Linked DNA regions of Homo sapiens: region 2 is linked to region 1. The links are chromatin contacts, found by Hi-C in ENCODE. All regions are on one chromosome and are shown on one strand. Each heading gives the region's core, a stretch centred on a gene start or an enhancer-like site at or near the end of the contact. The rest is flanking DNA. Distances are from core to core; before and after follow the strand shown. Region 1 overlaps RBFOX2 (RNA binding fox-1 homolog 2). Region 2 has its middle 14 kb from the start of MIR6069.

Region 1 (2,808 bases), core at 244-2,743:
AAACAAAGCAAATGTTAATTACAGTTGGAATTTTAACACTAAAATGAACCCTAGTAATTTTTCATTATAACTAGAGATGGTTCCATTAGTTTAGAATTTGTTTGCTAGTGTAAAGTTACAGCAGGGCTATTTAGTAAAACTTCTTTGCAAACAAGGGTAATTCAGCATTTTACTCTTTAGTATTACTCCAACCATCAAAGTAACATTAAAAAAATTTTAAAGTTAAGGCAACAAAAGCAGTTAAAGCCCAATTCATGTTTACCTAGGTAAAAAAATTAAAAACTGAAGTCTTATGCCATACGGCAGAGGTATAAATTCTTGCAAAGGGATACTGAGGTTCAAAAGTACTCAACCAAGGGTAGGTTTCACACCTGACTCTCAGGAAGACTGAGTGAGGTACTGGAGGTACGATCTCTGAGTATTCTATCAAATCATGGCTTTAAGCTGTATTCTTAAAAAACAGGTTCTAAGTGAGGTTGCTGACAGAACCAATTTCCCCTCATTTTCCTAGGCCTACAGGAAGCCATAGGAACCTTGGTGGTTTAGGAGTAATGTTACTGCTAATCAAAACAATTCAAATGGATCAGACTATGGAAAAGAATCTTCCTTCCAATCCAGAAGGAGATGGAGAGAATCTATCTGTAGCGGTTTCCTTCTTTGATAAGTCAAGTCTGACTTTGAAGTTTAAACATGATGAAGTTCTCTGCTTTTCAAGTGGAAGAAAACAGAACAGGGTTGGCAAATACTTTACTGAAAACAAAAGGCTCAAGAATATCAGCACTAAGAAAAAACACATGAAGAGTTTTTTTTAAAGCAGATGACTTTAACATGATTATTCTCCTGATTACTTTATAATAATGGCATTACAGAGAAACCTTTAAAAGATGAACTATTTTAGGATAGATAGGCAATATCCTACTAAACTAACTTGGTAATTCACTAATGACTACTCCAAAAGTAGAAAAATTAATTGTGTATCATGGATGTATTCCTCTCTCTCTCTCTTACACACACACACGCACACACACACATACACTTACTCGAAAGTATTTTTGCTGCTTTATTCAACAAAACATATCACAAAATGTGAGAAAAAGAAAATTCAGATATATTTATTTCTATTCCAGATTTCAAAGTGCATAGAAATTTCAGGCTGAGAAACCGTTTTTTCAGCTTTCACTCTTACTAGCAAATCTAAAGGCTTTTATAAAACATGAGAACAAAGTGCAGTTTGAAACACCAAGGTTTTCATTACTGTTTCTTAAGTTTTTCAAAAAGAACAAGGGTGGGAAGGAGGTAGAAGAGACAGGGTTCAGGCGTGGGGAGGGATATGGCGCCACATTTATTAATCACATTAAAAACTAAGCATGCCAACATCTGGAGCTAAACAACCAGCAAAATCACCACGTTCAGACTCGTATTGGCTAACTCTATCTATCCCAGCATTCTCTTGGGACAGCGGTTTGCCCTAGGCTCTACCACAAGCTCGGTGAAGTACACAGCCTCAATTACTAGAGCGTGCAGCCACAACGACCTGGTATTACGGAAACAGTCAGTCACCACTTGAGTTAACATTCCATACCCTAACGACTGGCCCCTCCCCAGCCCAAAGAAATAGTCAATCTTGCCCACCCTAGCCCTGGCCCACACCACAATGTTAATAATTATAACAAGCAGTAACCCATCTGTTATATCAGAGAAGGGAACAGAGACTCCACTGAGAGATTTAGAGTGAGATGTTAACATTTCTTCAGCTGACTGCACAAACAAACAAACAAAAAAAGAGGAGAAATAATTCATTTGGAGATATGAAGTCATGAAATAGCTGATGTGTATTGCTTTTAACCATGCACTGATGCAAAACTGAAGCAACCATTAATAATAAAAATTAAAAAGGACATATGTATTTACACACAATCAGACCTGTTTGATCTGAAGCAGTTTGCAGATTCTATCTGTGTGTGATTTGAAATAAAACAAAAAATGGGGATTAGCATGGCCACAGCACACCCTAATGTAGGAGGGCACACACGGACGGCTTTTTGGAACTCTGATAGCTGGATAAATTTGGCTTGGCTAAGCTTGATTCAGATACACACATGCCCCTTTAAAAAGAATTATTCTTATTCCTTTGCAATTCATTCTGAATGATACCTGGTGTCCCCAGTGGGGCTGCCCAGTGCTTCATCGCTCCCCTATTCAACCTGCCTGACACTGGCAATATAATTCAGTCCTGACCCACAGCACTCACATGTATGCTCGCCCTCTGTCAACAACCGTATATTCTAATCCACAGCATTCTGCTAAAATATTTCCTGTGTTTAGGAATTTTACTTTTTCACATATCTGTAACCTATCTCTGACTTCAAGTTCCAGCTTCTTCAAAGGAAAATGCCTTTGAAAAGTTGGCTTTAAGATCCTTTCCAGTGTTTTCTGCAGTTGTTAAAGTCTCAGTTTTTCATGGCTCAATGTCATCTCCTAGGGCTTTTCTACTCTGCTCTGAGCCAATTTTATCATCAAATTAACTTTATGATGTTGCCACGTTGACCACATGATCTTTCGGCACAGTTCTGTAGCTGGGTTTTAAACTAGAGCAAAATACAATAGAATATAATCCCTCCTATATCTGACCTTTATCTGCATATTTATTAGTTTAATCTCACACTGGCAGACTTTTGCCTTGTCTTGATTTTAACCTAGCTTTTAATTTTATTATATTTTTGTTTTAGGTTTACATTAAAACAGGACTTTGGTGAGCATGTGATGTCAAGACACCTTCTTTCTACCCGGAAGACAATGACATTATGT
Region 2 (2,854 bases), core at 82-2,581, 400 kb before region 1:
AAAGGGACGAGAAAGACAGACATAAACTCAATCATTGTTTCACGCTGTGAAAAGAAGAAGATGGGACGGGACGCCCAGGGCCAGGAGGCTCTCTGTGAGGACGGCCTAAGGCTGCTGAGGTAAGATGGGGTGGGCTGGGCCATGAAGGGCCTTGAATGCCAGGCAGGAGGTGGCCCCTGCAGAGGTCTCGGCTTGGCTGGCTGGAACAGTTCCAGGCTGCCTGAAGGCCTCCTTCAGAGAGAAGGCTGCTGGGGCTGCATGGGGGCTGGGGGGGGGGGCGCTGGCGGGAATTCATCAGTGCAGTCAGGCTGGGTTCCCTGGCAGCAGGCTCTGTCTGAGGCTGCAGGCCTGGGCGGGATCACTTTACAGCTGCAGGAAGTCTTGGCCCCAAGAAAATGAGGGCCAGCTGTCTGGTGGGAGCCTTGGGTAGGAGCAGGGCCTCCACCTGGCACCACAGGGCAGGATTAACGAGGTGCCGCCGCTCCCGCTGGGCCCAGCTACATCGGAAGGCGCTGGGCCGGGGGCATGGAGGGGAGGGGTTGAGTGGAGCTGGGAGGGGCTGGTGGGCAGGGGAAAGGGCGCCTGGGGGGCAGCCCCAGGCCTGCCTTTGAGGAAGCCTTTTGCAGAGCCTCCACCAAGCCCTCTCCCTCCTGGCTCCCCTGGGCCACCACGATCCCACCCTGGGCCTGGACACCGACCCCTCCACCTCCTGCCCTAGTGTCAGTACCCACCTCCCAGACCGGCCACTTCTGGGCTGTGTGACCTTAGGCAAATTACTTAACCTTTCTGTGCTTCTGTTTTCTCACTGGTAAAATGGGCAGATAACACTCGTTGCCTCATAGGGTTGTTAGGGTTGACTGAGCCAACAAGTAACTCAGCACCTGCCATGTAGACAATGCTCTGTACATGTTGTTATTGTCACGGATGGTTCCCTGCTCCCTTCCAGAATGGCCTCTGCTCCAGACACCTGGCTCAGAGCCCTGCCCCTCAGACTCCTCAGTAATTCTAGGGACCCCTGCTCTGCCTCTGGTATTGCCTTCCCAGCTCCAGAATAACGTCTGTCCCTACTCCCCACTGGGAGAGAACCAAAGGACTGTGTCTGTCTTTCCTCCTGGTCTGGGCTGCTAACCCTAAGAGGGTCAGGGCTGTCTTGATCCTGGCAACACGGCAGGGTCCCCCTGGCGTTCCTGGATTGGGCTCTGCGGGCTCTCGGTAGGCGCTTTAGGAAGCCTTTGCCCGCTCCAAGGTGGCTGGAGGTAGGCCCAGTTCTGAGTCCTGAGCACGGTCTACGGCCCCTGCTCAGGGTCAGTGTTTCAAGGCGACCACGAGATGGCAGTAGCACTGCATGTACAGGGCTTGCCGGGGCACTAGGGTGGAGTCCACCGCGGCCAAATCAGCCCCTCCCGGGTACAGACACCGGGAGAAAGGGGCGGGTGCTGCCGGCTCCTGCCCGCTCCTGCCCCGCGCGAGCTCACAGGCGCGCGCGTGCACACACACACGCGCACACGCCCTCTGACTGGTGGGGCTGAGTAACAATGGTGATGGGGCTGGGAGCTGGAGTCCGAGGGTCTGGCTTCACCGCCGGGCTCTGCTGTGGGACTACACAAGGGATTTCATCTCTGGAAGCCTCAGATCTTCTTAAACGTCCCGATTCACAGGGTTGTGGGGAGGATTTGGTGAGACAAGCTGGGAGCTCAGCTACGGGAGCTTTGGGTGGGCAAAAGTGAGCCCGGTCCCCTCCCTCTCTTTACAGAGCCCCGGTGTGCCGTTGCTGGGGCCCCCTGCTCCCGCGCCTTCTCAGCCGACACGCTCAGATCCGTGTGCATTGCCGTTTCTGTCTCCACGTGTAGACAAATCATGAGCTCGCCCAGTAACTCCAGCTCTACCACAGATTCCTTCTCTTTTCCGCCCTTCCCCTATGTCTAATTCCCTTCTCCAGCAGTGAGAAACCTGCTTCCCGCCGTCCTTCATTCCTTCTCTCCCCCCATCCCCGCAGAAACCAATCTCTGTTGCCACCACTGCCCCGTCCTGCCAGTGCCTCCCACCCTCTCCGCGTGGACCGCCACCACCCTGCCCCACAGACAGGCCCCTAGACACAGAAATCTTCTTTCTCACAGTTCTAGAGGCTGAAGTTCAACATCAAGGACGTGGACTCCATCTGTTCAGTTGGTTCCTTCCGGCCCCTCCGTGGCTGTATATGGTCATCTTCTCCCTGGGGCCTCACATCATATCCCCTCTGCATCTCTCTATGTTCAAAAGTCCCATTTTTATAAGGACAGCATTCATCAAGGATTAGAGTCCACCTAATGATCTATTGTACCTATTGTACCTTAATCACTTTTTTTTTTTTTTTTTTTGAGACAGAGTTTCACTCTTGTTGCCCAGGCTGGAGTGCAATGGCGCGATCTCGGCTTACTGCAACCTCCGCCTCCCAGTTCAAGCAATTATCCTGCCTCAGCCTCCTGAGTAGCTGAGATTACAGGCATGCGCCATCACACCTGGCTAATTTTGTATTTTTAGTAGAGACGGGTTTTCTCCATGTTGGCCAGGCTGGTCTCGAACTCCCAACCTCGTGTGATTCACCCGCCTCGGCCTCCCAAAGTGCTGGGATTACAGGTGTGAGCCACAGTGCCTGGCACTTCTTTAAAGGTCCTACCTCCAAATACAATCGCATTCTGATATACTAGGGATTAGAGATTCAACGTATGAATTCAAAGGGACGAAGCAGCCCTGTATTGCCCTCTGCTGCCCTCTAGGCCCTGGGTCCATTCTCCCAGACACACTGCTCTTTCGCAGGTGGCCACAGTGTCTTCAGAGGGGCTGCCACATGAAACACCCGCCTCCACTCCCTGCC

The links. Hi-C counts contacts between places; a loop is a spot of excess contacts on that map. Pooled maps may share reads with other maps.
Region 2: a pooled map shows a loop between it and region 1 (6-fold over the local background). The contact joins two enhancer-like sites. A Hi-C loop is called at or near these places in 1 of 168 maps with a recorded cell type or tissue (chondrocyte), 7 of 37 single-sample maps with no recorded cell type and 7 of 50 pooled maps.

Annotation. Positions count from the first base shown.
Region 1 is chr22:35,748,503-35,751,310 of GRCh38, forward strand. The region is part of intron 11 of RBFOX2 (RNA binding fox-1 homolog 2); the gene reads right to left. Among named protein-coding and RNA genes, the nearest start is that of APOL5, 32 kb to the left of the region's middle. Within about 2 kb of position 1,494, at least 2 of the 41 ENCODE cell types and tissues checked have a DNase peak (open chromatin) inside an H3K27ac peak, as active enhancers do.
Region 2 is chr22:35,349,585-35,352,438 of GRCh38, forward strand. No RefSeq gene overlaps it. Among named protein-coding and RNA genes, the nearest start is that of MIR6069, 14 kb to the left of the region's middle. RefSeq lists enhancers at 1-265, 266-798, 1,389-1,897, 1,464-1,583, 2,715-2,854 and a silencer at 1,244-1,363. Within about 2 kb of position 1,332, at least 26 of the 41 ENCODE cell types and tissues checked have a DNase peak (open chromatin) inside an H3K27ac peak, as active enhancers do.